Linked DNA regions of Mus musculus: all the other regions are linked to region 2. A link is a loop called in an ENCODE intact Hi-C map of the cell type or tissue named here. Cell type or tissue: left cerebral cortex. All regions are shown on one strand. Region 1 overlaps Csmd2 (CUB and Sushi multiple domains 2). Region 2 has its middle 87 kb from the start of Gm40256. Region 3 has its middle 92 kb from the start of Gm40255.

The links. A loop is a pair of places that touch in the nucleus more often than their neighbours do. Peaks named below come from ENCODE experiments on the same cell type or tissue, not always from the same donor. Only the 100,000 strongest peaks of a DNase experiment are listed, where the experiment ranks them.
Region 1: it touches region 2 in a loop (2.4-fold over the local background); 3 of 42 quality-filtered maps call a loop at or near these places.
Region 3: a loop joins it to region 2, with 4 times the contacts of the local background. A loop is called at or near these places in 3 of 42 quality-filtered maps.

The regions. Positions count from the first base shown.
Region 1 is chr4:127,988,313-127,990,812 of GRCm38, reverse strand. All of the region lies in intron 1 of Csmd2 (CUB and Sushi multiple domains 2), which reads right to left. Among named protein-coding and RNA genes, the nearest start is that of Csmd2, 1.5 kb to the right of the region's middle. In left cerebral cortex, a CTCF peak has its summit at 1,030; DNase peaks (open chromatin) are centred at 1,018, 1,626, 1,888 and 2,189; H3K4me3 peaks cover 2,107 bases; H3K27ac peaks cover 1,264 bases.
Region 2 is chr4:127,825,760-127,828,259 of GRCm38, reverse strand. No RefSeq gene overlaps it. Among named protein-coding and RNA genes, the nearest start is that of Gm40256, 87 kb to the left of the region's middle. In left cerebral cortex, no CTCF peak of the experiment used is centred here; a DNase peak (open chromatin) is centred at 1,058; H3K27ac peaks cover 408 bases.
Region 3 is chr4:127,709,681-127,712,180 of GRCm38, reverse strand. No RefSeq gene overlaps it. Among named protein-coding and RNA genes, the nearest start is that of Gm40255, 92 kb to the right of the region's middle. In left cerebral cortex, a CTCF peak has its summit at 1,210; a DNase peak (open chromatin) is centred at 1,221.

The DNA.
Region 1 (2,500 bases), 160 kb before region 2:
GGGAAAATGGATGAAATACCCGCCTTTGAAGAGAGTTTGGGCAGACAGTGGTTGAATGGGCTCAGGAAGGCCAAGCAAGACATCTTCTTGGTGTGTTTTATGTGAAAGATACAGGTGTTTGCAGGCCGAGGGGAAGCAGGTTTCAAGGAGAGAGGATGACTGAGGGAAAGTGGGGGTGGGGGGGCAGGTAATTGAAGAGAGGTCTCTAGGGAGGCTGGGGTCCTACAGCGGTGGAGGAAGGAGTGTGATGGGAGGCAGGCCAGGAAGGATGGAGAGGAAGGAAACAGGCATGGACAAGGAAAACACACACACACACACACACACACACACACACACTCACACACACACACGTACATACACACAAATCCTCACAGTCCATCTCTCCAGCCCAGGGAAGTACTAAATGCCCCAAAGCACATTTCATGGTCAACAGTATGCAGAGATCACAAAAAGAATGCCTCTCCCATACCTCTCACACCACTTCCTGCCCACCTCCCTTCACTAACTCCATTTCCAAATGTCTGCTGCCTACAAGGCCGGATAGTTGGTGGAAATGCACAGGAAAGCTTCCAAAAGAAGTGAGCGCTCTGGGAGCCAGGTCTGGGCCCACCAGAGAGCAACTGCCCCTCCTTTAGACACACATACACTCCAACTTAGGTACCTACCCAAGAGACAACGACAAATGGATCTCAAAAAGGCAGCCTTCCAGCACTGCAGAATACTGTGCAGGCCCGGGTGAGTTGGCCTTTTTCTCTCCCCAGGGGCATGGCATACTCAAAGGGGCAGGGGCAAACCTAGCAAGGAAAACAAATCTAGCAATCCCAAACAAGTTCCAATTGGCCAAGGCAAAGGGGGCCTTTGCCTGGACAAACATCCAATGGGCCCCACAGCAAGTAACAACGGACCCCACAGCTCATGTGATAAGTCTTGGTGACCAGAAGCATTTGGTGTGAGCGGCCTCCCGGTGGGTGTGGGTGTGCGGAGAGGCCTAAGCTGAGAGAGGCACGCGCACCGCGGGCGCCCCTCTCTGGGTGTCAGTGGCTATGACTTCTTAGGATTACCTGAGAAAGTCCGGTCAAGTAGGGATAAACAGACAAGACTGTCTTGGGGAGCCCTCCCTGACAGGAAACCCCAACACTGAATGGTTATATGGTGAATGACAACGTCTGATGGGACATTTCACAAGATGCTGAAAGCCAGAGAGGGCATGAGAGTTTTTACCACACACTGGCCAACCACGGGAGGGGGCACACTTTCCAAGAAGCGCCAGGGCTTGGGGATGGCCCAGGACAAGGCTTGAGAGGCTCAACCTGTGGTTTTAAAACACCAAGCAAACAAGCAACAACAACAAAACCACTACTGTGGGGCGGGGTGTCCCGGCTCCAGGCCCAGGCATCAGGTGCTTCGGGTGTTCTTCCCCAGCGGGTGTCAGCATCCAGTAAAGTGAAAACGCAGCTCCAGGCATCCCCGTTTGGACCGGTCCCCCCACGGGCACACGGAACTTTCTAGGTTGTGGCTAAGCATCTGAAGGTGCCGTGGGTAAAGTAGAAGACCAGTTGAAACCAACAACCTTTAGAGCAACTGGGCTCACTAAAGGGTCCACATGCCTCTCTCCCAGGAACTGTAAGCTGCAACCACACATCCATCCTAAAGTCCCGCGACTCTCCACACCCTTCAGGTCTGTCCGGGCTGGCTTAAGGAGATCGAGTCTGCCACCCGAGCCACGGATGCCGCAGCCCAGGCGTTTGGCTGCAGCAGGGCGCGGGAAAGGGCACTTTGGCGCGGAGTAGGAGCCAGTAGAGGGGATGTGTCGGCACGGACCCTGGCAGTGACATTCCCCCTCCTCCCTCCCCACCCGGCACGACCTCCTCCTCCACCTCCAGTGGTTCAACCCCCCTTCAGATCTTCACATGAGCCCTTCAAGAAAGATTGCACGGACCCCCGACCTGGGCGCGCGCCCACCTGCATCCCGCCCCCAGCCCAAGCACCGAGGGGGCGGGCGGAGGGCGTCTGAGGAGGTGGGTGGTGACCGCAGTCTCAGGGCTGTTTGGGCGGGGGCAAAGGCTTTGGTCGGAGAAAATGGGCGGGGGCAGGGAAAGACAGACCCTCCAGACGCGGAGGGGGCGCGCCGAGACTCTCCAACCCCCAGGACGGGTGTGCCAGGCGGAATGGGGAGAGATGGGGGAGTATGGCTCTGGGAAAGTTTATCCCGGAAAAGCTTGGCATCTTGGGGGGCTGGGAGACAGGAGAAACTGAAGCCACAGTCCAGGTGGCCCGCAACCCATGGAGGGGGATGTCTGTCTCCCAGGCCCCCCATACCGGCCGGATCCGGCTAAGTTGTAGCTGGGGTTGGGGACATCCATGAGGGTAGAGGTGAGGATGTGGTCGAAGATGGAGTAGGTGATCTGGGCAGACAGAGAGGAGGATGAGCAGCAGGGTGGGTAATCGGAAGAAGGAAGCCAAGCCGAGGTGGGGGAAGGGACTGGGACCGCGTCGAGGT
Region 2 (2,500 bases):
ACGTCTCCCTAGTGGACTCTAAAATATCCACCAATGGTACTGCAGCCTCTCAAATTACGATCCTGGCACCTGCTCTCTGATGGAGATCTGGGTTGCACTCTTCCTCATGTGCACACTGGATCAGTCTGAATCCAGTGTCTGAATCCCAGTCCAGGCACATGTAGTTTGCCATCTGCCTCCACTTCAGTCTCCCCCAGAGGCTTAGGGGTCTATGACTGTAATTACTTCCTTTCAAAGAACCTCAAGTCTTTAATGTGACTCTTTATTTACTATATTTTTCTAGAAGAGTTTTTTGTTTTGGTTGGTTTGTTCGATGTGCTAGGATTTTATTGCTGTGAAGAGACACTCATTACTAAGGCGGTTCTTATAGAGGGAAACATTTAATTGGGGCTGGCTTACAGTTTCAGAGGTTCAGTTCATTATCATCATGGTGGGAGCCTTGGCAACATGCAGGCAGACATGGTGCTGGAAGAGGTGAGAGTTCTACATCTTGATCCCAAGGCATCCAGGAGAAGACTGTCTTCTACAGGCAACCAGGAGGAGGGCCTCTTCTGCACTGAGTGGAGCCTGAGCAGAGGACCTTAAAAGCCCACCCCCATAGACACACTTCCTTCTACAAGGCTACACCTCTTAATAGTGCCACTTCCCATGGGCCAAGAATATTCAAAGCACCACAGTCAAGTCTGTCTATTTTATCAAGTTGCCAGACATGGCCATGTTACTAAATCCTGGCTATAGTCAACCACGTATTTTCTCTATGCCTACACCCATGCAGATTAACTCTCCCACACAGCTGAGGTCATTTTGCCTCTCTTTTGGAACCCCTTTCTCCATGGAGATTTCTCTTCAAAACGCCATCTTGATTTACCTTGAGAATGGAGCTGCCCTTGGGAGGACTCTCGCTGGCAACCAGCATCCCCACAGTTGTTCAGACACCTCACTTTTCATGCCCTAAAAGCCTACATCATGCTTTCCCTCTCTTCTAAGCCTCGGGTGCTCCACTTTTCTCCATTCTTTTCATAGCAACATATCTAAAAAGGGAGTGCAGCACAGACTCTATGCTGCCGCTAATTATTTCTTCACTTTCCATGGTGTGGATTCAGCTACCACGCTTTGACCATGGTAGCTGTCGAGTTGCCAGCCACCGCCATGTTACTAAATCTGCAGATAATTTAGTCTTTCAATTCCTACTCGACGTTTAAATTTTATTCAGCATAGCTGACTACTTCTTCCTTGAACACTTCCAGAATATCACTTTCCTCTGTTTCTGTAAGCTCAGTGTATCTACTTTTCTTGTAGGTTTTGGCTTCTGCACTCACTTCTCTATGTTCTTTTTGCCGCAACGTGGCCAGGACTCACTGGAGACCTTTGCCCTCTCTTATCTCTTTATATCCGGAGCTTCAAACACCACCTGAGGCTGATGTTTCCATCTTCCCTGTGACTTCTATACATTAATCATCCAGACATCCCAGATGTGTCTCTCAAACTCCTGATGTCCAAATGTCCTCAGACTCATCTCCCACATCCAAACTTCTCCAAATATGTCATATTTTGGAAAATATGAGCACCCTCACCTCTGTTTCTGAAGACTTTAACCTGGCTACCATGCCAGTTTCTTATGTCCAGACCCCCACACCAGCACAGTATCAATTCCCTCTGTCTCTTATCTCTTTCTAGGAATGATGGAGTAATGGACCACTCTCCCTGCTTCTGCTACATATCATTTATCAGCACTGGCTTCTTTTCTAGTTACTCTGATTTGCTACGGGGGGGGGGGGGTCTCCTCTGTTTGTTCTCGCCCAGCCGTTATTGGTAATCTTTTAAAATAAGGCAAATTGGACATGGTGTTTCTCAGCTTAAAATCCTTCAACATCTTCCCATTATGCTTTTTAAAAGGGTTCCCATTTACCTGCTTTCCCGACTTGTGCCATCTGGAGCATATCCACGGAATGGCTCCTCTTTCCATCCCTCTTTGTCAGCTCCACTCCAGGCCCACTGATCTTCCGTCTTATCAGACAGAACGAGCTCTCTGCTGTAATCGGGCTTAATAGACTCAGTCCTCTGTGCCTTTGATAGTCTCATCTCCCTGTGTATGGCTGATTGCTTCTGATGTTATATTTGTATTCAAAAACAGTTCTGAATTTTAAAACAAAAAATGTATGTTTACATAGAAACACACACATATAAGCTGTATAATTTTGACAGGTTGATAGACACTCATGTAACTCTCATCTCCTTTGAGAACATTTTCTCCCAGTTAATCCACCCCACCCCTGAGGTGAACCACTGTTCTGACATGTTTTTTCCTTGTTTAGAACTTTTGCACACATGTTTATACAATGTGAGATCTTTTTATGTGCCAGGCTTCCTTTGTTTCTGTGGTATCTGCGATGCCGATCTCTGTTGAGACATATCTTTTTTATTATAGAGTATTCCATTGTACAAGATATCATGATTTTAAAACCCGTTCTTTTTTTTCATATACATTTGAATTATTCCA
Region 3 (2,500 bases), 120 kb after region 2:
CCCCGATGAGTTGCTGCTGTGTGCCTGAGGCAAGCATGGAGAGCCCCGAGCTTGTGTGAGGCTGGCTGGACCAAGGTAACCAGATGTCACTTTCCCCCAAGATATTCACACCTCCACGGGTCAAGCTCTGAAAAGGTCAGAGGCCCCATAAGTCCCCACTTCTGCTTCAAAGGGAGAGAAGCTGGAGTCCGAAGTGAGATTAAAGACCCCGGCTCTCTCCCCAGAAAAGGATCCCCTTTGTGGGAAGTAAAACAGGTTGAGAAGTGTTATTATCTAGGATGGGGACATTTTAATTACTGAGTGGAGACTGCATTTGTGGTTTAAAGTGACCAGAACTCCTTTTTTATTACCTAAAAGCCAGGAGAAAATTATGGGACCTGCCCAAGACAGAGATTTCATCCCCAGGCAAGGGAAAATGCTCTGCACTGTATAAATTTTAAAGGGAGAAAGAGAGGCAAATGAAATCTGTGCTTCGGGTGATAGTCACTCAAGAGGCAGTTTTGTGTCCTTTAATGAAGCTCACAGAAGGGGGTCCAACCAGGCTCACGTGAGGGGTCTTAGAGGAACTTCCTCCCACATGGGGAGTCTGAGTTGCAGCAGAGTCTGTGGAGCTCCTCACATCACAATAGACATTTAAGAAGGAACAGGTTCAGGGGGCAACCTCCAGGGTCAACCCCAAGATCAGGAAAGAGTGTGTATGTGGGGGGTGGGTAAGGACACAGCAGGCAGCAGCAATCCTAGACAAATGTCATGCAGCTGAGCAGGGTGCACTAGCAGAAGCAATTTAAAGGCCACTCTGAACCTGCCTAGGAAGCCATAATTTCCCGTCTCCCCCGAGGGCCTCATCTCTATACCAGGTTAATGCAGTTATTATTTACCATCTGCCCTGATTTTCTTGCCTTCTGCCCTGTAGCACTTGTGACCCAGGAAACAAGGTTACAAAACTGCTTCTGTAGCCAGGAGCTGGAGAACACTGGACCAGGACCCTCATTGCATCTTGTTCTAAGTAAAACGGTCACCAACAGGCACTCAACCCCCTTCTCTCCTCCATGAGGACCCTCAAGGTCCTGCTATGATGCTCCCACACAGATCTTCCTCTTCATCTTTTAACCTTGGCCAGTAACAGGGCAGAAAGCCCACTAAACAAGGGGGATGAGCCCGCTCACAGATGAAGCAATGCAGGGGCCTCTGGAGCCTGCCCCTTCTGGCAAGCGTATGCTAATTGCATTCTGGCTTCTTGCAAATTACAGCTATTCCTTAGGTTTTAAAAAAAAATGACATTTCATGTTGATTGCTGGGCTTATTTTTCTCCCACATTGGGAAAAAGGCGGGGCTGGTGATGCTGCAGTTTGGCACTGACATCATAGGGGGAGTGAGGTACTGCTGCCAGGGTTCGAGGACTTTGGAGACTATTGTGTTTTTTGGTTTTTGGGTTTTTTTGTTTGTTTGTTTGTTTTTTTAATTTCATCTCAAACAATTAGATGAATCTAATTTCCCAATTCACACAGAACCTCCTTGTGGTTTTGAAAAATTTCTAACCGTTATAACTTCCTAGGTTCCTCTGGCTAGACGAACTACCCTGGGGAGTTTGTTCAGCTGCCAATTCGTGCAGCTCAAGACGGCCAGTTGTAGTTGTGATTGTGTGGGGCCCTCATCTCATCTGAGGTCCTGAGGCCTTAAAGCAGAAGTCCCATCATATATACTACACTGCCTTCAGGTCCCATGCGCTCAAGTTATGGCCCAGGGAGCATGTCAGTATGTGAGAGATCTAGCCTTAAACTCTTCCAGTGCTGTCCTTAGCTGTGTTTTGCTTTCTCTGCTCCTCTCCCATGACGTCACTTCTTCGGGGCTCATGCACTATGTTCTTGTGTCTTATAAAGCTCTCTGTTTGATTTTCAAGTCTGATCAATAGCGGTAGATTTTTTTTTTTTTGATGTAAACAAAAGTCCTTGGGGGTCCTCAGGAATTTCAAGACACCCAGGCATTTGCTTGCAGCCCTTTAAACCAGGCTTTCTTTCAAAGTCCTGCCCTCTGTTGTGACATGCACCATCTCACTCAGTCCCTGAGAATAAGCCCTCCTCCAGTTAGGCCTGAGCTGCACACTGTGTGCAGCCAGCCACCCTGCCTTCCATCGCCTCCTGTGAACCACTCTTTTCCTGGCTCAGTCTGAAGCGCTCTTAAATTTGGCAAAACAGCTGGATGGGATTACGTCATTCAGGGGCAAGGAGTCATCACCTTAAGATCACCCCTAAGTCCTGCTGGCACCCAGTTTAGAGAAGTGGGTGTGTTTGTTCTGGCCCATGTTACAGGAGTCAAAGGAGAGAGTCTGGAGTTAGACGACAAGGCAACTCCAATCCAGCGGCCTGTACTCTTTGGTTAGAGCATCCTGGCCGTGGAGCTTCTAGATAGTTCTTTTTAAAATGTGACCCCTCCCTCTCTCCATGCCTTTGTCCCCCATCTCATCTAGTTTCATCCCATCCCCCCTCTTCTTTTCTTTCTT